Regions from separate parts of the Mus musculus genome. Here regions 2 and 3 are each linked to region 1. A link is a loop called in an ENCODE intact Hi-C map of the cell type or tissue named here. Cell type or tissue: heart. All regions are shown on one strand. Region 1 holds the start of B3galnt2 (UDP-GalNAc:betaGlcNAc beta 1,3-galactosaminyltransferase, polypeptide 2). Region 2 holds the start of Tbce (tubulin-specific chaperone E). Region 3 overlaps Arid4b (AT rich interactive domain 4B (RBP1-like)).

Region 1 (8,000 bases):
ACTCTGTAACACTGAAGTTGCCTTGGAGACCCCAAGGTTTTTGAGATGCTAGATCCATGGTATCTGCTGAGGAAAACTGCTAACAGGGAGTGGAACCAGCCCAGGAGGAAGAAGTTTGTTGCAGTCAAAAAAGATGAAAAAGGAGTTGGAAATCTGAAGACTGCTTTGACATCACATGGAGATGCAGTTTGGAGTTTGCCCAGCTGATTTCCTGTCTTGCTTTGAGGTTTAAAGTTAAGTCATTGGATGGATTTAAAAAGAGACCTTGAACTTCGGACTTTTAATACTGTTGAGAGTGCTCTAGACTATGTGGACTTTGCAAGTAGGACTAAATGTATTTTTTTTATGCCATGGGTATGTATGGCCCCCATAGACTTGTGTGTTTGAACAAGCCTACGGGGGCCAGGGAGTGGAATGTGATGGTTTATATATGTTTGGCCTAGGGAGTGGCACTATTAGGAGGTGTAGCCTTGTTGGAATAGGTGTTGGAATAGCTCCTCCTGCACCATGCCTGCCTGGATGCTGCCATGTTCTCACCTTGATAATGGACCAAACCTCTGAACCTGTAAGCCAGTCCCAGTTAAATGTTATTGTAAGAGTTGCCTTGGTTGTGATGTCTGTTCACAGCAGTAAAACCCAAACACTCACCAAAACTCCAGGAGTGACTCAGGCACTGACCTGAGTGTTTTGCTGACTAAATTCTTATAGCTTATATTCATGGGAACTGAAGTACTGAGATATAGCATAGCGGGATACTTTTGGAAGAGCCAACCCTAGGCAAAAGCTGGACATTAAGCTCAATTTGTCTTTGAACTGCTTGCCCAGTCTGTCAACAAGCAGCTGGACCCAGATATCCAGCCCTACACCTAGCTATACAAATATGTACTTGGTGATAAGCCACTTTTCTTTACAATTCTGGCTTCCTTTTTTCTAGATACCTTACAAAGAGTAGCCTTTTCCCAATTACATAAGATCTATATTGATCTATATTGATTTCTATATTGATCACTGCATAATTTCTGCTAAGGCACTGTCCAAAACCAGTCGGCAAAAATCGTCACAGTTTATATCCCCTGGCTATGATTTCCTTTCCTGTCTGTACCTATGGTGTGCTGTATTTCACAAGAGACCTTCCTCCTAACTAGCTGTGCTCCATGGCTGGTTTCAGCTGTTTAAAGTCACTACTTTAGAAAAGTTGCTAATCTTAGTACTGACATGACTTACTTCCCTCAGGTCCTTTTGTTCAGCTGTCACCTTTCCACATGGGCCTTCCTTGATCAACTCTTAGAGCTCTACCTCGTTTTTCCTCATCATACTCACCATCTCCATGATATATTCATAGTCTTATGCGTCTTCCCTTTCAAATGGTTAAGCCCTGGCAGGCCGGCACCTTACATTAATTATTTGCTAATTCTGACCTGCTTGAGAAGATGGCCCAGCAGCCCTCTACTGTTCGCTGAACCAACCATTAGCCAGAGGGCTTTTCTAATATTCAGGCAAGATAAATTTCCTTTTCAAAAAGTTATTGTACTAATGAAATGATTTATCAGGTCAAAGGGCTTGCTAAGTCTGATAATCAAACTCTGAACATCACAAAATCAGAACCCATGTGGTGGAAGGAGAGAACTGACTCACAAGTTGTCCTGCAACGTTTGCAAAAGCTCCATGCTGTACCAATTGTGCACTCAAGTGCACACGCATGCACATAAACACAGACACACAAATGTAAACAAGTACTATTGTGGCTTAAATGGGAATCCAGACAGAGTAGCAGAAAAGAAGCCAAAATAAATCTTAAAGTGTTATTTCAAGAGAAAGATATTTAGTAAAATCTCAGATTTTAGGCTTAATGTATGTGGTCAGAAAGTAAAAATGCCCAAATGTTTTAAATATTTCAACAGCAAAATAGGAAAAAGACCTGTGGGAACTTTTTGCAATCAAAATACTTCTGCTTTTGTTTTTGAAGTACCAGGGGAGGAGAGTGGGATAGGAATCTGTCTAATTAAAACATCCTACTGATTATCTGACAAAGCTTTGATATCAACACAAAAGTAATTTTTACAACTAGTATGACCCCATATAACCCTAAGTCTTCCTACAGTTTGCTTGCTTAATCCAGTCTATCCTAAATGGATAAGCACTAAGACATCAGGAAAAAAATCTGTTCCAAATCCAAAAGTTGTTTGCAGTCTTACTTAAACACAAGCTCAAAGGCAAGGTTTATTGTGTTGAACGCTAAAAGACTGTTAATGTTAAGGTCACATATATTCTACAGTGGGCTCTGCGTGTAGATTCCAGCAACTCACTCATCTTTGAGTGAGAGAGAGCACAACCCCAACAGATGTTAGGTGGCCAAGCATTTTGTATGTACGGCCCTTTTTTAACTAGTTTGTAAAAGTCTCACAAGCTAAATACGCATATAATGTACTTTCATTATACCACTTGGAAGTCATTCTTTTCAGTCACACAAATAGCCTTTCCAAAAAAATGGTGGTTGTCTAATAGGAAAAGAGATCACTACTAAAATAACCCCAGTGTAATCTGGTAACAGTCGGAGTTTTGAGGATTGCTAAATAAGGTATAAGACTTGGTTCTGTGATGGCTGTGAAGAACTGTTTTAAAACTTTCTGAAAAGAAAACAGCTGTTTGGATATGAAATGGTAAGATAAATCCTAACGTAGTTAAAAATTAAAGCATTACCCTATCTTTAAAATGGCTATAGAGTTCTCGACATATATAAGCATTCCGGGAAAAACTTGAAAATGACACACAGGAGACAAGAAAGTAGTGTTGAGGGTGGCAGGACAACACTGGATACGCACTGTGGGCAAACGCACCTTCAGATTGTAAGGCGAATGAGAACAAAGATTTCATTCCCACGATGGATGAAGTTTGGGAACAAATGTACGCGAAGTTAAAGAAGAATCCGGTATTCTTAGGCTCCTTAATTAGCAAGCTATCCAAGCAGAATACAGGGGCGACTCCACTCACAGCTGAACCCTAGTTCACGTCTAGGTCTTTTCCTGACTCACCTCATGATCAGAGACCACAAAGTACAGTCCGTCCCTCCTCGCTGCAAAGTGAGTCCTGACACGCAAAGCCAACACCGTCAGCACCGGCAAGCTCGCTCCCCCACCCCACCTCGGAGAGAAGCGCCCCAAGTTGTGACCAGGGCCCTCCCTCGACCACGACGCGGGCCGCTGAGCACACGCTGATAAGAAACGAACAGTTGGGTTCGCCCGACACTAAAGAAAGACTCGCTTGTTCCGTCCGTTCTGGGACGTCCGAGCCCTCCCTGTGCCCCTTCAGCCATCCCCCGCGGCCTCCCACGAGCGCAGCGACTCAGCCCCTCACCTCACCTGCCGCGCTGGGCCCGGTGTTGTGGGGGTCCGGCGGGGAACGGAGCCAGAGGTGCCAGAGGTGCAGCGCGGCCCCGAGCACGCAAGGGCACAGCAGCACCAGCCAGTTTCGCATTGGCCGCTCCCACCTCGCGCCCCCGCCGCGCTCTCCCGCGTCCCGGCCAATAGCGAGGGGACCTAAGAACACCGAGTGCCACCAGGAGTGTTCGCGCCCACGCCTGGCGTTGTCTCCGCCGCTCTCTCCTTAGATCCGCACCACGAGCGGCGGCCGCTTCCCGGCCAAGGCCACGCCCCCGCGTGCGTGGCCTTCCCACCCGTTCAGCCCTCCTCGCTCTCGCCCAGCCCTTCAGTCCGCGTCCCTGCACGCTCCTGTCTGCCGGAAGGGCGGGAGCGGTAGTCCCTCGCTGAGCCCAGGAGGGAGGCGTGCCTGAGATTGTAAGCCCGAGAAACTACGTTTCCCAGAGAGCTATGCGTGCTGCTACGCAACGCTGGAGGCGAAGTGCACACACGAAGCATGCGCGTCTCTCATCCGGCCGCGGTGCCTTAGCGGCACACTGAGCATGCGCATCCACCTTCTTGCTAGGGTTCCCCTGTAGTAAAGGCGGGTACCGCACACGGGGAACCTGCACGTTAACTGCTCAAGTTGCTGTACGACCCCCTCCGCTGTGGACATTGCTGCAGGGCGCATGACCTCGAGGAGCAGTTGCCCAGTCGGGGCAGGTTTGTATGGCACCTCAGCGCTCAACGAAATAATAGTGTGCTCCCCTGACCTATCCCATAAGAAGCGCAGCGGGGAGCCTGAGCGCCGAGTAGCAGGGAGTTTCCTGCTTCCCTCTAGTAAGCAACGGCGGGTGAGGAGGACGAGAAACACCGGGGCTTGCTATGGAAAGCGAGGACAGAGGAGAAGCCCGGATCTGGAGGCTGCCTGGGTGCGCACGCGCTCCTCACTAGGGTAACTGTCGGGAAGCACAGAAATGAGAGCTTCAGCTGCCAGATGACTTTGAAAAGTTCCCACCAAGTTGAGGTGACCAAATGTGTGAGGGCTGGGTTTGCAAAAGATCCATCTCCAACCAGCGTTAGGAAACGAGCGGACTTCACTGGAGCCACCTCTCAGGCTCAGCACCATATTGCCACTGAGTAGCGGTTTTGTATTAAAAAAGCAATTGTAGTAACACACACACACACAGACGCCCCCAGTGTCTCACGTAGTTAACAGGAAACTATTCTGCAGAGGATGGCCTTGAACTCTTGATCTTTCTGTCTTCATCTCCACAAGTGGTGCTTTGGGATGGAACCCAGGGCTTAATCCTTACTAGGCAAGCCCTCTACCAACTGAGCTATATCCTCAACCTGACACTGTTAAGATTGACTTTTTTAAAAAGATTTTATTTGATTTTTTTTTTCATTTGTGTGTGTACGCATGTGCAGGCTGGGGGGGGGGGCGTCTATCCCATCCCCTGGAGCTGGAGTTTCCCCGTGTTTGTGAGCCACCCTGTAGGTACTGGGAACTGAAATTGGGTGCTCAGGAAGAGCAGCCAGATCTCTTAACCATTGGGCCATCTCTTCAGCCCCTTAAGATAGCTTTTTCTTTGGCTATTTTTGCAATGTTTTTAATTTCAATTTTTTAATTTAGTTTAATCAGGTAAAAGCTGTGTTCTACTGTACTGTTTTATTATGTACTTAATAAAATAACTCACGTGGTCAAATTTGTTCCCATGAGAAGAAACTTGTTTGAGCGGTGATGAAGCTGAATGGTAGGGCCTTACCTACCAATGGGCAGTCTTGGGTTGATGCCCAACCTGTACAAAAAGGGGAGGGGACTCGTGTATTTGTTATTCATTACAAATCCAGAATAATTGAAACAATAATAATCATTTCATATCTCAGACTTTAGTACAGATCAGGAATTTGGGAGCTAAGTTCTAGTTCGTTTTCAAAGTTGCAGGAATATCATCAGCCAGGGCTGCAGTCATCTGAAGGCTTCATGGTGGTTGAAGAGTCTGCTTTGAACATTGCTTACTCAGATGGCAGACGTTTTAATGATGGAGACACATTGTCACTTCTGGGTTAGTCAATTGGTCACACAGAAAAGCCCTATAGAGTGGATACCTGTGTGCACAGTGTTCAGGTATTCACCAGGTGACTACCAGGAGTCGAAGATCACTGGGAACCATCCTAGATGCTGGCTAGCACAGTATGCCCTGAAAATTTGAGCACTAGTGTCTCAATACTCTGGGGTAACTTTAGGACCCCTAGTAACAAGAGTCCTGAAGACAGGAAAGAACACTTTTTTCCTTTTGAAGAGTAACAGAATTAAAGGATGAAATATATAGCTGCTTGGCAGATATCACCAACTTCTGTATATTCCTTTCCCTCTAAGGAAGAATAATTTCTATAACTTTCTTTTAAGGTTTATTTATTTATTTATTTATTTATTTGGTTTTTTTGAGACAGGGTTTCTCTGTGTAGCCCTGGCTATCCTGGAACTCACTTTGTAGAACAGGCTGGCCTCGAACTCCCAAGTGCTGGGATTAAAGGTGTGCACCACCATGCCCGGCTATGCACACAAGAGTTTTTATTCAGGCTTGAACCTGGGCCACAAACTATCCTGGTGCAATAGGATAGGAGAGCGACCCCAAAGTCTAGGGCATGGGGTTTATAGAGGAAAAAAACGCAAGTAGGGATTGGCAAGCCTTGGAGTTAAATGATTAAGTAAGAGGATAAAGGAATGTTGGCCTTTAAGCTGATTGGTTTACAGCATCTGATCAAACCGCAAGGAGGGAGCACACACCTAAAAGAAGCTTCATGACTTGGGAATGATTCATGTTTACTTAGCCCACCCTGGTATTATCGCTTGACTACAGCTGTTATGCCTATTTTGCAACTGTCAAGATCTCATGTTTTGTTTTGTTTTTTTCCAGAACTCAAGGGTGGGGGACAAGTCACTCTGAGGACAAAAACCTAAGATGGAGTCTAAAAAACCAAAATGGAGTTTGTTTTGCTACCTCAGTCCCTTCAGACTCAGGTCCTCTGTGACTCAGGTTTCTACCTTTCTTGGTAGAACTTTCTCTGTTTAAAAACTACGATGGGCCTAGGGAAATGGCTCTATAGTTAAAAGCACTTGTTGCTCTTGCAGGAGACCCAGGCTTGGTTTCCAGTGAAAGACTCCCTGAGGAGCCCCTCGCTCAGGACTCAGGATAATAGCAGACCCCCAAGAACTCACGAGAGACCAAGCTTGATGCAAACCACACGAGGCTTTATTCGGGGAAAGCCAGAACTCTGGGGACGACTCGTATCCCACTCAGGGGTAGAGTTGTCCACCCTGAGGGAAAAGGGGTCCCAGTTTTTATAGGTCCTTAAGGGGGAAAGGAGAAGGTGAGATTTCCAGATCTAAACAATGTCTATTCTAAAATGATTGATTCCTCAAGAAATGGGTATGGGAGGGAAACAAGGAAGGAGTCTAATGAAGGTGCAGCAACTCCTGATTGGCCCGGACTGTGGTTGCTGGGGAGATTTTTCGACTCTTTCCCAGCAACCAATATAGCAACCAATATCACAAACACCTGGCAGTGAGGTGCAGCAATGGGCACACACCTGGTCAGAACATTGGCAGACACACAGGTTCTAGGAGCGGCCAGAGCATTGTGCACCTCTATTTTTCTAAATCAGTGACGCTAGTTCTACTAACAATGAAATCTATTTTGCCAGTTTCAGGGCTTCTGTGACCTTTTACATTCTGTCAGGATCTTTCACCAGCACCCACATGGCAGCTCACAGTGACTTCCTTCAACAACCATTTTAGGATATCTGATGTCTTCCTCCTTCTGATCCCTGAGGGCACCATGTAGGCTTGTGGTACATATCCATACATTACAGGCAAAACAGTCCACTAGGGGACGCTGGCCCTCCCTCTTGTCCTAGTTGCTTGAGACCCGTAGGTGGAGAAACACTGATTTAAATGATTACTTGTGGATTTCTAGCGGACAGTTGAATTCCCCTGAGTAAATGGCTGTACACGGACTAGAAGAAGGTAGTTACCTTTTACCCAGCAGATGCAGCTCTTCACATCTCAGTCCAAGGCTTCCTCATTCTGCTCTAGTTTCACTGTGCCGCCGAGTCAGGGTTCTCTCCTGGAAGTGAAAGAAAGACGAAGGTCTTCAGTTCCCCACAGAAGGGAGCTTCCAGCAAAGACGTTCCGCAAGAAGTGGTGAATAACATACTGGAAGGTGAGCGTGGAGATCCAGACTCCAGCAAGACAGGATGTAAACTGCAGTAAGGACTTGGCTTTTGTTCTGAAATGAATGGGAACACTACTAAATGGGCTTTGCTAGGACGAGCAACAAGATCCAACCTGTTCCCACAGGATCGTTCAGGCTGCTGAGCCAAGAACTGAGAGTGATGAGGGTCTCCTAGTAGTAGGAAATGTGGAAGTAGAGGTTCAGGCATTCTCTGACAATAGTGACAATGGTGGCAATGGTGACAGGCAGATTGAAGGTGCAGCAGCACCCAGACAAGTGCCCTGGAGACTTGCTGCTACATATCTTTGAAGTGCACCCTGCCATCCAGGGTGGAATGTTGTTACCTGTGTGGTGCTGAGTCTGTGCTTGGAATTGCCTGTGACTGGAAGTGGCTGCCTTGCAT
Region 2 (8,000 bases), 86 kb before region 1:
CAAGAGATAAGATGGCAGCAAGCTACATGTTTCCTTTAAGATTACCTAAGTGTGGATTTATTTTTAAACTATCAGCATTGGTGTTACAAGTTTTAGTTTTTGTTACAGATTTGTAATCATATTCAATATGCATATAAATCATAAAATGCAGAAAGTTTACACAGTAGTCTTATTAATCTTGAGATAAGATAACCTTAGCAAACGTTTTAGAGTTAAATCAAAAGCTAATGAGGTGAGTAGCAAAAGTCCCCGTTGGAAATAGTCTATTTTGTTTTGTTCTCCTTTCTCTGTCACACAATCAGGTCTAACAACTTTTAGGACCAACTCTAAAGCTAAGGATGTTACAAAGTGCCCTGATATGGGACAGATTTTTGGAGGAAACCTGTAAACAAGTTTGCTTGAGTCTAGAGGAGGGAAGCCACATCCCAACTTCAGAGCCAGCTTTCAACTGAAGTGAAACAGCAAAAAACAGCAATCTTATGCCATTTATACCTAAGACACCTAAATCTGAATCCAGGAAGCTGAAAGCAAAAATGGTTTAGAAATAGGAAATTTGTGAGCAGTGGCTTTAGACATAGGACTCTGCAGGAAAGAGCTGCACCATCCAACAGGGAGTGTTCAGGGGTGTGTGTTTGTGGAATGTGCATGCTGCAGCTGGCCTATCATGTTTGTGTGTGTGTGTGTGTGTGTGTGTGTGTGTGTGTGTGTGTGTGTGTGTGCAGCTGGCCTATCCTTGGCCTATCCTTTTACTTTCTTCTTATTAGGTTTGACTCCAGGCTAGCATTTTGCAACAAACTTACAGATCCATCAACAGCAACTTAAAAGACAGGATACTTTTATAGTGTGGGGATTGGGGAGCTGGGAGTGGGAAAAACAAACAAAACTTGAAACAGAGAAAAGGGAAAGCTTGAAGGTAGGGAATAGGGAGTCTCTTTCCATTTCCCTCAATTGCTTGCAATATTTGTAAAGGTCCCACCTACTATTGGGATCTAGTGTACCATTAGGCAATCATTTACCTAATGAAAATTTTCCTGTTGCCTAAAGAATATTGAGGCCAAAATTTATTGCAAAAGTGAATAAATTTGGGGCCTTACGGGTCAGGTGCCAGGTGAAGAGGCTGAAGGTTATCTATGAGGCATCCCAAAGGGGACTAAGGGGTTTTGGAAAACACCATTTCCATGGATGAGAGCGGGGAAGGGGAAATGTCACTGCTTCCTATAGTTGCCTGTGTTCCCAGGACTCAGAGTACTGGAGGAAGACAAGCAGTTCAGTGTGTAGTCACCACACTCAAGAGTCAGCACCTTAGCTTTGCTTAGCACCTGGTACAGGGGTTTGGTGGAGGCCAGAAGGTAAGAACAAAAACCAAGCTCTTGGAGAGGGTTCTCTTACACAGGGAGGGGTTGAGGAATGGAGCCACAAAAGCAACAAGAGCCTAAAGGAACTGTGGGGTTAATGGGGTTATGGGCAGAACCAAGGGGAAGGCAGGAGAAAAGGGCAGGAAGGAACCCAATAGCCAGGTTGTGCCTAAGTAAACTGCAGGATTGCAGCTCCAATTGGGGGTAGGGGAGTGCCAGGGTCAAGTAAAGAGGGCCTGCTGCAGACCTCAAGATCATGGCTAGGGTACCTCTGCCTCCAAGAGTACCAGAGGGTTGCCAGACACCCAATAGTTGGTTCTTCTTGCTCAGGCAAGTGTTTAAACTAACCAAAGGGGGAACTTACCCAATTGTCACTGGTGGGTAGGGTGTCAAGCAATCAGTGAACTAGAAGGTGAGTTTGTTACAGGTGACTGGAGATGAGGGATAAGATCCCAGTGAAATGGGCCAGGTGTGGTAGCACGCGCCTTTAATCCCAGCACTTGGGAGGCAGAGGCAGGCATGGTTTACAAAGTGAGTTCCAAGACAGAGAAACCCTGTCTCGAAAAACAAAAACAAACAAACAAAAAACAAGATCCCAGTGAAACTTAGACCCCCCAAAGAGGAACACAGGCACAAGCGGAGTCTTTCTGAATATGGCAGCTGGTACAGCTCTGAGAGGAAAGGTATCCTGGCGGTCAAGAACCATGGAATACCATAAAATCACAATGCACAACAAACCTCACAAAGATACTTATTGGGAAAAACACAAGAAGGTGGCTGACTCTGCTCAAGAGAGAAGAAGTGAAGAACTGAACAGAAGGCAGGTTTTATATATAGTCTTATTTGGGGGGATGGTGATAGTGTTTTCCTGGGTGGCCTGGAATTTGTGGGATTTTATGGCCTGATCTTGGGCTTTTCTTTTTCTGTAGGGTATGCCCTGGCTGCTCCAGCCTTGAGGGGCTTATGCCTTGACCTTGAAATGATGTTCCTGCTTCTAGCTCCTGAGTCAGAGGATTGCAGGTGTACAGGACCACGCCTGTTTTATATAGTGCTGGGGATCTAATCCACAATTTTGTGTGTGCTAAGCATTCTGTCAATTGCATACCCAGCCCTATTTATTTGTGTGTGTGTGTGTGTGTGTGTGTGTGTGTGTGTGTGTACCTATTTGTTTGTTTTTTTTTGAAGGCCACTGATTTTATTAATTTAAAAATATTTTATAAGGACAGTGACTGTTTTTGCCAAAAAAGAAAAAAAAAAAAAAAAAGGGAAAGGAACCAAAGGGCATCCAACAGATAATGAGGGAGAAGGGGGTCAGGAATCCATTCAGGAAGGCTGGTAACTGTTGCCACAGAACTGCAGGGAGAGGTGGAAGGGAAAGGCATGCAAGGGCAAGGATTCCAGAAAGGTGGAAATGCTGAGGGGAGAGAACTCCCCAAAGACCCTGGAGAACATAGGAGGTGAAGGTGGCAACAGCCATCTTTTTCTTCATGCAGGACAGGGAGGAGCCCTGCCCTGCTGCAGACTCTAGAGACTCTATGCTGGGGCTGGGGGCTGAGGGGTTCCCAGAGAACATTATAAGAAGGCATCACTGCCGGGCGGTGGTGGCGCATGCCTTTAATCCCAGCACTTGGGAGGCAGAGGCAGGCGATTTCTGAGTTCGAGGCCAGCCTGGTCTACAAAGTGAGTTCCAAGACAGCCAGGGCTACACAGAGAGAAACCCTGACTTGAAAAACCAAAAAAAAAAAAAAAAAAAAAAAAAAAAAGTCCCAGGACTGCTTGGCACTGGCACCACGTGTGTCTTTCAGCCATTCTCTAAAGAGGTCTTCATCATTCTTTATAAGCCTTGTTAAAGCCCCTTTCCTCCTGCTTCCTGCCCAGGAGTTCACCAATACCAGCCAGGCTCCCCACTGGCTTTTCCCCCATGGACTCTGCCACGAAGTCTCGGTGCTTTTGGGAGGTTGTCATCTTGATCAGGCTTAACCAGCAGCTCTGGCTCTGGCAATAGCCCCTTGCACCTGCCCATACCTCAAGCTACTAGAATGTTCTTCTGTGTACTTATTTGTATGGGTACCTCTGTATGTGAGTATGCATGTATGTGCCTGTCATGCCAAGGGTCAATAGTAGGTATCTTTCCTCTTCCTCCTCCTCTTCATCACCACCATCATCATTCTTGACAGTTCTAAGGATAAAACCTAAAGACTCACACATGCAAAGCTAGCAATATTCCTCCTCACAGACTATATGAAGCTCGAGAAGAAGGCCAGCCAAAGTAAGGATGCTTCAGTCCAACTTAGAAGGGGGAACAAAATAATCACGGGAAGTAGAAGGTAGGGAGAACTTGGGAGATATAGAGGAATGTGTTCTTGTGTAAAAGTATAAAAATTCAAATGATCTCTTCTACAGTAAGTCATTCAGGGTAAACTCAGTAAACGTTTCTGGGCCAAGATCACTTAAATTTGGTTCAGAATAGCCTATCTCTTTTCTAGCATGTGTTTTGTATCAACACTTCCTTGAAAAGCATGAAGTTACAATAAATGTGGAGATATTGGCATGGTGGGCCAAGCCTGTGATTTTAGCACTTGGTAGATGGAGGCAGGATATTAAGGAATTAAGACCAATCTTGACTTTGGTAGTTAGGTGACAGAAATCCGCCTGCCTCTCCCTCCCGAGTGCTGGGATTAAAGGTGGGCGTCACCACGCCCAGCTTGACTTTGGCAAGTTTTGAGGCCAGCCTAGGATACGTGAGACTTTGTCTCAAAACAATCAGCAGCAGCACCTTCATGAAATGTTGTCCTTGAAAAACGCTCCCATCTGAAGGTCTGTGTTTCTATTGGAGACTTGCCAAATGACAATAGTAGCTTAGCCCCTCCAGGCAAGAGTGAGTCATGTTCTATGACTACTGAGACGGTTTCAAACAGGAAAGGTTCTGGCAGCTTATTTCATCTTTCATTAACCACTGACAACAGATTCACTACAGGGTTCTCGTTCACTGCTGTGCAATAAAACAGATTTATAATTAATTATGTCTCCCAGCAGAGTTGTGCAATTCCTCTTGGATTGAATTACAGCACTCTTTTATTACTGTTTTCGTGGTGCTGTCTGGTCAAACTGACTTGGATCCAGCAAAGCCGGAGCTCTTCCAAGTAAGTTTTTGCCAGCTTCAGGTATAGCAATATGAGGGGTCACATTGCGATATGCTTATATACATAGCATCTTAAATTTGTTTTCAATGAAATAGTTACTGGCTTTTTAACATCTAAAAATAAACCAAAACACTCGATTCATAGGAACGTCTTGTTTAAAGTGGTGACTTACTTAAAACATTGCGTTTACTCTTGTTCTCCCTCATGCCTTAGCTGGTTAACTTTTTCTTTCCAGTTCTGGAGGGATCAACACTACACCTTTCTATGTAACTATGAACTCCCTACGGTGATTTAGTGCCCATAAGCATGAAACATTTTTGTTTTTTAGATATGAACCCCCCTCCGCTCCTCCCATCTCTCTTGCCTCGACCTTCCCAGTGCTGATTGTAATTGCCATGAGCCATCACGCCCAGCTATGAACTTTTAGTTCGCGTCTTGAATCAACTACAGTACGCAAAATCGACTGGTCCCACAGTCCTTCGGGGTTGCAGTTCCGGTGTCTACCTTACCAGCACTTCGCGACAATAGGGTTCGCGTTTGGAAGGGCTAAAGTGGTTTTCATCACTTCCTCTGCGGAGGTGGGACTTCCGGTCTCCAGATACTTCCGCCTAGAGCCGAAAGCTTCGTCGCTGATTGCGTGAGGGTCTCTGGGTGCTGACAGACCGGCAGAGGGAAGGTGAGCTTCGTAAGGTCGTGGAGCTGAGGTGGCGAGCTGCCCAATGGGGCTGGGTTGCCTGAGTGTGTGCTTTCTGCTCCGAGACTTCTCCGGTCGGCTGGGCCCCATTGTGGGCTGACCCAGCGGAAGGCTAGTGCGCCTGCGCCAAGCGCCTTCTGGATCCTCCCCACCCCTCCCCCGTTAACATCTGGGCGTGGGTCTCAAGTGATGCTGCCATCTCTTCCTTTTGACGTTTCTGGTGGACAGCGGTGGAGGGTGGTGGGAGGGCAGAGAGGAGTATTCAGATTTTTTTCCCTTTTTTTGAGGGGGATATTTTATTTACATTTAAAATGTTATCCCCTTTCCCGGTTTCCCCTCCGGAATCCCTCTATTTCATCCTTCCTTCCCCTGCTTCTTTGAGGGTGCTCCCCACCCACCCGTCCACTCCCACCTCGCCGCCCTGGCAGTCGCCTACACTGGGGCATCGAGCCTTCACAGGGCCAAGGACCTCACCTCCCATTGATGTTCAACAAGGCCATCCTTTGCTACATATGGGGCTGGAACCATGAGTCCCTTCATGTGTACTCTTTGGTTGATGGTTTAGTTCCTGGGAGCTCTGCAGGGTCTGGTTGGTTGATATTGTTCTTCCTGTGCGTTGCAAACCCCTTCAGCTCCATCAGTCTTTTTTTCTCTAACTCCTCCGTTAGGGATCTTGTGCTCAGTTCAATGGTTGGCTGCTAGCAGCTGCCTCTGTATTTGTTAGGCTCTGGAAGCGCCTCTCTAGAAACAGCTATATCAGGCTACAGTCTGCACACTTCTTGCCATCCACCTTAGTGACTGACTTATCTCACTCAGGATATTTTCTAGTTCATTCACTTGCCTAAGAATTTCATGAAGTCATTGTTTTAATAGCTGAGTAGTACCCCATTGTGTAAATGTACCTCATTTTCTGTATCAGTTTCTCTGTTGAAGGACATCTGAGTTCTTTCCAGCTTCTGGCTATTATAAATAAGGCTGCAATGAACAGAGTGGAGCATGTGTCCTTGTTATATGTTGGAGCATCTTTTGTGTATATGCCCAGGAGTAGTATAACTGGGTCCTCAAATAGTACTATGTCCAATTTTCTTACAAACCTCTAGACTGATTTCCAGAGTGGTTGTACCAACTTGCAGTCTCACAAACAATGAAAATGTGTGTTCCTCTTTCTCCACATCTGCTGTCACCTGAGTTTTTGATCTTAGCCATTCTGACTGGTGTGAGGTGGAATCTCAGGGTCATTTTGATTTGATTTCCCTATGACTAAGGATGTTGAACATTTCTTTAGGCGCTTCCTGGGCATTCAGGATTCCTCAATTGAGAATTCTTTCTTTAGCTCTGTACCCCATTTCTAATAGGGTTATTTGGTTCTCTGGAGTCTAACTTCTTGAGTTCCTTGTATATATTAGATATTAGCCTTCTATCAGATATAGGATTGATAAAGATCTTTTCCTGATATGTAGGTTGCCGTTGTGTCCTGATGGCAGTGTCCTTTGCCTTCAGAAGCTTTTCGGTTTTATGAGGTCACTTTTGTTAATTGTTGATCTTAGAGCTTGAGTCATTGGTGTTCTGTTCAGGAAAATTTCCCCTGTGCCCATGTGTTCGAGGCTCTTTCCCACTTTCTCTTCTACTAGATTAAGTTTATCTGGTTTTATATGAAGGTCCTTGATCCACTTGGACTTGAGCTTTGTACAGGGAGGTAAGAATAGATCAATTTGCATTCTTCTACATGTCAACCACTAATTGAACCAGCAGCATTTGTTGAAAATGCTGTCTTTTTCCCACTGAATGGTTTTAGCTCCTTTGTCAAAGATCAAGTGACCATAGGTGTGTGGGTTCATTTCTGGGTCTTTCTTGCGCGTGCTCGACTGGCCAGGAAGAATGATGTTACAACAGGATCCTTCTGCACACGTTTATTGGGAGAGATTGATTGTAGAGGCGAAAAGACCCCGAGCCCAGAACTGGTGCTGCTTTTATAGGCCTAGGAGAGGCGTGTCTCACACCCGGATTGGTTATGCACTAAGCCTCATTTGCATGTTCCTCATCTGATTGGCTCCTCTCTCTCAGTACCTTACAGAACCTCATTATCATACCTCATTTGCATGTCTCACATCTAATTGGTTATACTCTCAGTACCTTACAGAACCTCATTATCATGCCCGGGCCAGGCAGTGTCTTTGCAAAAAACTTTACTGCATATGTACACGTTGGTTGTTTGTCCAATCTTATGCGTGGTGGCCAGCAGTAGTCAGTGCCACTCAGCAACGGCACATGTGGCTTCCCACAGGTCTTCAATTCTATTCCTTTGCTCTTCCTGCCTGTCTCAGTACTAATACTATGCACTTTTTACCACTATTGCTCTGTAGTACAGCGTGAGGCCATGGATGGTGATTCCCCCAGAAGTTCTTTTATTGTTATTTCAATATCCTGGATTTTTGGTTATTCCAAATGAATTTGCAAATTGTTCTTTCTAACTCTATAAAGAATTGATTTGGAATTTCGATGGGGATTGCATTGAATCTATAGATTGCTTTCTGCAAGATAGCCATTTTTACTATATCAATCCTGCCAATCCACGCACATAGGAGATCTTTCCATCTTCTGAGATCTTCAGTTATACAGACCTTTCACTTGTTTGTTTAGCGTCACACCAAGGTATTCTATATTATTTGTGACTATTGTGAAGGGTGTTGTTTCCCTATTTTTTTTTCCTCATCCTGTTTATCCTTCGAGTAGAGGAAGTTTAGGAGTTCTCTGGTGGAATTTTGGGGGTCACTTATATATAGTCTCATATCATCTGCAAGTAGTGAT
Region 3 (8,000 bases), 220 kb before region 1:
AAATTTCAAAACCATATTAATGATCTGGTTTTTTTATTCTATCATGCAGAGTGGTACAATTTTGCAACTGAGAGCTGAAATCCTGTATTAGCTATTGAGTGTGTGGTAAGGAGCGTACTGAAAACATTCTGAGGCCGTATCCCGTCATACAGAGATGAAGAGATACTCTCCTCGGTCTCCAGACCATCTTTTCACCTTAAATCTACTTACATCCCCTACCCAAAATGCTTGATGGCTCCTAGTTGGGAACTACAAAAGACAGGAAAAGACTTAACTAGAGAAATGCAATTTGGTGGCACGGCTTTATACAATGTTGAGACTGAAAGGGCACTTTTCTTTTTTTTTTTTTTAATTAATATTTTTTATTACATATTTTCCTCAATTACATTTCCAATGCTATCCCAAAAGTCTCCCATACCCTCCCCCCCACTTCCCTACCCACTCATTCCCATTTTTTTGGCCCTGGTGTTCCCCTGTACTGGGGCATATACAGTTTGCATGTCCAATGGGCCTCTCTTTCCAGTGATGGCCGACTAGGCCATCTTTTGATACATATGCAGCTAGAGTCAAGAGCTCCGGGGTACTGGTTAGTTCATAATGTTGTTCCACCTATATGGTTACTTAGCACTTTTCTAAAACCTTTCCACAAGTGACAAAAGTAATTAGAGCAAATCCAATATTTGGTAAAATATTAAGTGTTATTTAAAAGAGATGATAATATCAGCATTAGCCCATGCCCACACATGTATTTTAATTGCCTTGGGGTGGGGTGGGGGTGGAAGTGGAGGGTGGAAAAAGTATTTACTTAACAGCTCATGGTACATAGCAAAAATCAAGACTTTACCTTTATTTTCTTCCGATGTTTGATCTTTGGTACATTTTTATCAGCAGGTCTTACTATTTTATCTGCTTTAATCCATTCATCATATCTAAAATTAAGAGAAATGAGCATAAATATGTAAACTATAAGCCACTGAAGGAACTATACTACATTCACATAGAAACTAAAATATTTACAACTTCCAAGGCTCTTAGAGATCTGATGAGTATGCAATCAAGACATCAAAGAGAGTCAAACTGACTGTCCCATGGTCACTACCGAATGAACCAAACCCTCCTAAACCCTCTAGGTTCACTACTCCTCCACTCAAACCAATCATGCACAGTAAATACTGAAAAATTATAATCTTTTCTACACATTTGTTTTGCGTTTAAGCAATGGGTAGGAATTTTCCCCTCTAAACCTACCAAGATAGCATGCTATAGTTAAGTAACACTCTGATAGAAAGCCTCCTATTGCTATTTAGAGAATGCAAATAACCCTGGGGCAGGGAGGCGCTGCTCAGAAAATGCTAGAAAAACATTCATCTGCCCTAAGTTTTCTGTGCCCTAAAAAGCTTCTTTCATATAGTTACAAACATTGAAGGGTCAACAGAGCTATGATGACGTCTCAATTCAATGTTCAAAGTTCAGGATTTTGCAAGGTGCAAAATACTACTGACTACATTAAACTATTAAAAAAAAAAAGAGTACTTTTTTCCTTTAAAAAAAAAGCTAGGAAAAAAACATTAGAGGCGGCTGGAGAGAAGAAGTCTTGTAGGTTAAGAGCACTGTGCCTTCCAGAGGTCCTTAGTTCAATTCCCAGCAACTACATGGTGGCTAACAATCATCTATAATGAGATCTGTGACCTCCTCTGGCCTACAGGTACACATGCAGGTAGAATGCTATATACATGATAAATAAACAAGACTTAAAAAAATTAGAAAGTAATTCAGTCATTCTCTGTTTCAAAGCTATACCCATAAAAGAATGACTATTTGTCATTTGTTTATTTATCTGCCTGCAGTACTGGAGATTAAAAACTATAGACTTGCATATCCTAAGCTATGACTCCAGTCTTTAATAACAAACACAAAATCCTGAAAATAAGGTTTAAGATTAAAATGTCTTCATTATTACAAGCATTTATAGTGAAGTAACAATGGTCCCAAATCAAGAACTAAATTAACAAGCTGTGATGAATCAGGCCTTGAGAGGCTAACGGAAGAGTTTCAGGAGCTTCAGGCCAGCCTGGCTACAGATGTGAATTACAGACAGTCTGGGTTACAAAGAGCGACCCAATCTCAAAAAGCAACCACCCTCCTGGAGGGAAAAATTTAATTATACAAGTCATCATTTGATTAAACATGTTTTCACGTTATGACAAACAGAAGTCCTACAAGCATCTAAAGCAACCCTCAGGCGAGTGTTTCACAGGCCAGTATGAAACTGCTGACTCAGCTCCACATTGTAGCACACCAAGACTCCTCCTGGCTAAACCTGATGGTGGCCATAAAAGAGATAATGAGTTATAGGATGCATTCTGGACACATATCAGTGTCTCTATAAGTGTCCCACTGATTGAACCATTCACAACATCAGCAGTCTAACACATTAGTAAATGAAAACTAAACCCACATGCCATATATGTGTTTTAAGGCTCAAATGTATAATACCTGAGAAAGCTGCAAACCAAGTATTGCTTTTCCTTTGGTACTTAGCCTGATACAGTAGTATACACTTAGCATTACAGTACATTTTTGCCTATCACAGCAGCATCAAAACACTGCATTATGCTTAAGAAAGCCATTTAGGGACAAAGGATCCCTGAGTGGTAGAGTACCAGCTCCCCAGTCTAACATTTCCTAGAGATATCACAGTTTTATAAGAATGAATAGGATTCTAGATGTACCTAGAGTTTCAGATACCTGAGAGGAGGAGAATCATTTGAGCCTAGGAATTCAAGGCCACCCTGGGCAACACAGCAAAATCCTGTCACAAGGGGCCAGAAAGATGGCTCAGCAAGTAAAAATACTTGCCATGCAGACTGAAAACTTTGAGTTCCACCTCTAGAACCCAGTAAATGTGGAATGAGAGAAATAGCTCCAAATTGTTGTCCTTTAACTTTTACATGCACACTGTGGCATGCACATCCCGCAAACATACTCCTCGCGAATAATAAATAAATTTAAAAGTAGAACCAAACTCAAGCCAGCAATGATGTCAAAGCCCTCCATGCGTATGTGAAAGAGGTTAAGCAGCAGTAACATCCTTATCAGACGGCAATGGGAAGACCAACTAAGTGAAAGGTACTCAGACCTACAACAAAAGCTGCAGTGCACTCTGCTTAGGCTACATGAAATTAAGACTTATAGATACTATTACTAATATATGCTAAAAAGAGACAAAAATACACTCATTTTAAAGATAATGGAAGTGGATATTTGGTGCAGACAGAAAACAGGAAATTGAGTTCCAGTTCAAATATCTTTTCTTTGTTTTGCTTCATTCTGTGTAGCCCTGGTTGTCTGGGAACCTGCTCTGAATATCAGTTTTGCACTGAGACACTGTTTCAATGTAGTGTGGACTAGCCAGAATTTGCTATGTAGCCGAGACTGACCTTGATTCCTGACCTTCCTGCTTTTCACTCTGGTGTAGAGATTATTGAGAATTCAAATATCTTCTAACACTACAAAAAGCCCAATGTTTTTAAAAAGAAGTGGCAAAAATGAGAAAAATTTCAACTAAGAAATAGAAAAGCAGGAGCTGGTGAGATGGCTCAGCGGTTAAGAGTCCCAATTGGTCCTGAGTTCAAATCCCACCAACCACATGGTGGCTCACAACCACCTGTAACAAAATCTGATGTCCTCTTCTGGAGTGTCTGAAGACAGCTACAGTGTACTTACATATAAATAAATAAATAAATAAATAAATAAATATTAAAAAAAAGAAATAGAAAAGCAAAATATTTTTAATTTTTTTCCCACTGAGATACCTTATTAGATAGAACATTTATTCATCCCTCAAAATACAACTTTAAAGGATACTAGAATTGCTGGATATTGTGATGCATGTCTTTAATCTCAACACAAGGGGGAGGCAAAGGTGGGTAGATCTCTGTTGAGTTTAAGGTCACTCTGGTCTACAAATTGAGTTTCAGGCAAGCTAAGCGCTACATAGTGAAACCCTGTATCAAAAACAAAAAATACCTGAATGTTGGAGCTGAACACATTAAAGAACACCTATAATCTATCACCTAGGAGGCCAAAACAGGAAAATAAAGAGCTCTGAGCTAGTATGGATACAGAGAGAGACTCTGTCTCAGAAAACACCAACATTAACAAATAAGAATAAAAGAATATACTGCAAGTGTATAACAGCCTTATCCTCTTGACTATCATGATTCTCCCTGTACAGGAGGGCTCCCCCGAGTTATTTATTGTTTTAAGAATCAATAGGAGGGAACTGGAAGATAGCTCAGCAAATAAGAGGTACATAGACAGAGTCCAAGGGCATCTGCATTCACATACATACACACAGACACATGAAAAGAGTGAAGAAAAAAATAGGCTAAAAAAAAAAAAAAAATCACATAGGATACCAACCATTCAAAATAATTAGGAAATGGGAGCAACCTAATTATCCATTAACAGGTGAATGGATGATGAAAATGTGACATACATTTTTTATATATATATATATATATATATATATATATATATATGTGTGTGTGTGTGTGTGTGTGTGTGTAATGAAATTTTATCAAGCTATAAATAAAAATAAAATCATTACACATGCTGGAAAATGGATAACCAGAAATCATTATGGTAAATGAAATAAGAGCGGTTCAGAAAAACAAAACAAAACAAAAAACAACTTCGTGGTTTCTCAAATATGCAGACTCTAGACTTTAAGTTTTAGATAGATGTATGTAGAGTTGTGAGTGTAGATCATGAAACTGGAATGGTAATCATGAGCATATATCTTAATGGGGAGCAACATGAGAAAGAGAAGGAAGAGACAGGATAAGGGGGAGAATGGAAGAGTAATACCAGTAAGAACAAAGTATGGGTGAAAATGTCATAGTGACTTTAGAAGAGAATCACAATACAAGGAATCAAGGATATGCATTCGAATATGGATCTCCACTGAGCAGAGAACACTAGGATTACAACAGCAACTCTATGTAACAGTTGTTCAGATGAACCCTGTCAAATTACTGTATTCCTGTTCATCAGTCAGCATGCTTCATGATGTTGAGGTTCAAGCACAGTCTTATGGCTATATGAAAGCAGAGAGACTGACTGGATGGCTCACACACCCATCTGCCTTTACCTTTACTAAAAAGTACCAAGGAACAACAATGGCCTCTTCATTGCAAGAAAAGACAGGACAGAAGCGAAGAGGACTTTTGTTGTCTTGTGTTTTTCCTATTCAAGAACATATTTAAAAAGTTAAAACAAATAGTAAACAAATTAGGCCTGATTGTTTTAATTAAGCAGTATAGTTCAGGGGTTAAACACTTTGTCAGTATAAGCAAGGCTCTAGAATTGAGCCTTAGTACTACCAAAAAAGGAAGAAAAAGAAGGACTGGTTAGCCTCAGCTTTCCAATTCCATTATTAGTAATTATATAATAATTTTGTACATAGAACCTTGATAAGCATCTGATATACATCTAAACTGCTAGGCAAATACAAATGCCTAATCTGAGAAGACACATACTAAAAGTACTTAATATAAAAGATTCACATGTCTTGTGGCCTGAAAAAAATGGTCAAAATTATATAGAAAAGCGTATTTATTCAATACATATCAATGCATTCAGCATAAAGTTACAATGTAGCACTTATCTGCAAGGAGCATACAATTTAACCTAGAAGACAATGCAAAATAGTAATTGCACGGTAATGATACGAACCTTTTGAAAGAAGACGTCATGTCGGATGTGACCTTTTTAATATGTTGACAATACTGACACATTGCAAAAGGAAACCATTCAGAGACAGCTGACTACTTGCTCTCACCAGAGAAAACTACAAGCTCTGAAAAGCTTTCTGACTTTTGTTTGGCTGTGTTGGCAAATCATTTGGTGATAATAAAGCAGCAGACCGTTGGTCTATAAAATGGTTATTATGCCCACTTCGACAGATCTTCTGAAACCCAGCTTTCAAAAAAATACTTTATGCACATAGTAATATATACCCAGCCATACCTTTAGCTAAAAAAAAAAAAAAAAAAAAAAAAAGCACACAGAAACAGGTGTTTTAAAAATACTGTCAGAACAGCTGGACATGGTGGTCCACGCCTTTAATTCCAGCATTTAGGAGGCATAGATAGACAAGATCTCTGTGAGTTTAAGCCAGCCTGGGATACCCAGCGAGTTCCAGGCCAGCCAGGTATACAGAGTGGGACCCTGTCTTAAAGCAAAGCAGAGCAAACAAAGCAAAAACAAATGTTCAGAGTAAAACCAAGTTGACACAATTCTTTAAAACTATCTGAAATAAATGTAAAGGTTATTACAAAGAAACACCCCAAATAATTAGCTATTAAGTTAAATACCAAAATTCTAAAATGGTACTAAGTAATTATTTAAAAATTATTGACAACATATTTTATTTAAAATACTGACACATAGCTAAAGGAAACCATTCAGAGACCGCTGAGTACTTGTTCTCACCAGAGAAAGCTACAAGTTTCTCTTACTAGTAAATCCATAAAATGACATGAATGCTATTCATCAAAATCAAGAATAAATAGCAGCCTGGCAGTGGTGGCACATGCCTTTAAATCCAGCACTCAGTAGGCAAAAGCAGGCCGATTTTTATGAGTTCAAGACCAGCCTGGTCTACACAGAGTTCCAGAACAGCGGGAGCTATAGGGAGAAATCCTGTCTCGAAAACCAAACCAAACCACACCACCCCCACCAAAAAGAAAAGAAAAGGAGGGGAGGGGAGGGGAGGGGAGGGGAGGGGAGGGGAGGGGAGGGGAGGGGAGGGGAGGGGAGGGGAGACAGTCAAGCATTATGGTACAGCACTTAGGACACGAAACAGGAGGATAAATAAGGTCACCCTCACCTAATCAGGAAGTTCAAGGCCAGCCTATGCTACATAAGACTTATCTTCACCACCACCACCCTCAAAAAATATAACTGCAGATGGACAGAAACATGACTATGACAGCATTCTTGTATTTAAATTTTGTCACAAGAAGCTCAACAAAACAGTATAGTCATTCTAACAATAGTATTTCCTAAGGATTCTAATGCTAGTGTCTGTCGATAGCTAGAGAGGTAACAGGTAGGGTCGAGAAAACACCCTGGCCAAGTACAGACCAAGCTCAGACCACTGCAAATGGTTAAGAGCTGTGTGGCACTAATTGCAAAATGTATATCCCCAAAGTTGAGTTTTTCAAATAATTGATTAAGTTTCAGAAATTGTACTCGTACATATTTGAACAACAACAGAAATGTACTTATTAGTTTGTAAATTATGATATGGAACATGTCCAAGTGGATGTTTTTGAAACATCTGCCAACCTCTAAAACTACTCAGTGAGACAGACCTAGGTTTAGTCAACAGTCTGAACTGAAAATACAAATCAAAAATCAAGGCTCTCCGGTATAACCATAATGGAATTGTTAATCTTTTTCATGAAGTTGATGCTGATTTTCACTTGTACTCCTGCACTGTGATTAATTCAAAAGTCAATCTCTTCTAAAACAAGTTTACAAGTATTTGTTTACAATCATCAAATGAGGTACATTTTACGGGCCTTTAACTACTACACTAAAGAACAAAGGATGATTTTCCAGAGTATTTGCTTTTTTTTTTCCCATTATTACAATAATCTCAAAGCAAGAACATGATGATTTTGCATGGTTTCCTCAGCACACTAATTCCACTAAATGGAATACACTCAGGTACAACAAAACAAGGGTAGACTAGTCTAAAAAAAGAACTAGAAAACTAAGCTGAAAAGGAACAGTTCAGTAATTTTAAAAGAACAAGAGAAAAAAGAAAGTCCTAAGAAATGAGGATTCCCAATGGAACTGAATCTCTCAGTTGCTAACAAAGACTAGCTCAGTGTTCTAAAGAGAAGTTATACTCCTGAGCCCTGAGAACGCCATTATATGAATCATATTATTATGATTAGTTAGGAAAACAGCAACATAAAGTAACA

What was found. A loop is a pair of places that touch in the nucleus more often than their neighbours do. Peaks named below come from ENCODE experiments on the same cell type or tissue, not always from the same donor. Only the 100,000 strongest peaks of a DNase experiment are listed, where the experiment ranks them.
Region 2: a loop joins it to region 1, with 4 times the contacts of the local background. A loop is called at or near these places in 10 of 42 quality-filtered maps.
Region 3: it touches region 1 in a loop (2.8-fold over the local background); 2 of 42 quality-filtered maps call a loop at or near these places.

Annotation. Positions count from the first base shown.
Region 1 is chr13:13,950,279-13,958,278 of GRCm38, reverse strand. B3galnt2 (UDP-GalNAc:betaGlcNAc beta 1,3-galactosaminyltransferase, polypeptide 2) reads right to left here and starts at 3,605. Exons shown (of 12, transcript NM_178640.3): 1 at 3,360-3,605. The coding sequence starts at 3,474. In heart, CTCF peaks have their summits at 3,182 and 3,861; a DNase peak (open chromatin) is centred at 3,798; H3K4me3 peaks cover 2,684 bases; H3K27ac peaks cover 2,032 bases.
Region 2 is chr13:14,036,712-14,044,711 of GRCm38, reverse strand. It overlaps Tbce (tubulin-specific chaperone E), which reads left to right and starts at 5,074. Exons shown (of 17, transcript NM_178337.3): 1 at 5,074-5,174. In heart, a CTCF peak has its summit at 4,996; DNase peaks (open chromatin) are centred at 5,071 and 5,301; H3K4me3 peaks cover 2,070 bases; H3K27ac peaks cover 1,762 bases.
Region 3 is chr13:14,174,149-14,182,148 of GRCm38, reverse strand. Arid4b (AT rich interactive domain 4B (RBP1-like)) reads right to left here. Exons shown (of 24, transcript NM_194262.2): 18 at 845-929. Among named protein-coding and RNA genes, the nearest start is that of Gm26129, 91 kb to the right of the region's middle. In heart, a CTCF peak has its summit at 3,903 (motif pointing right); no DNase peak of the experiment used is centred here.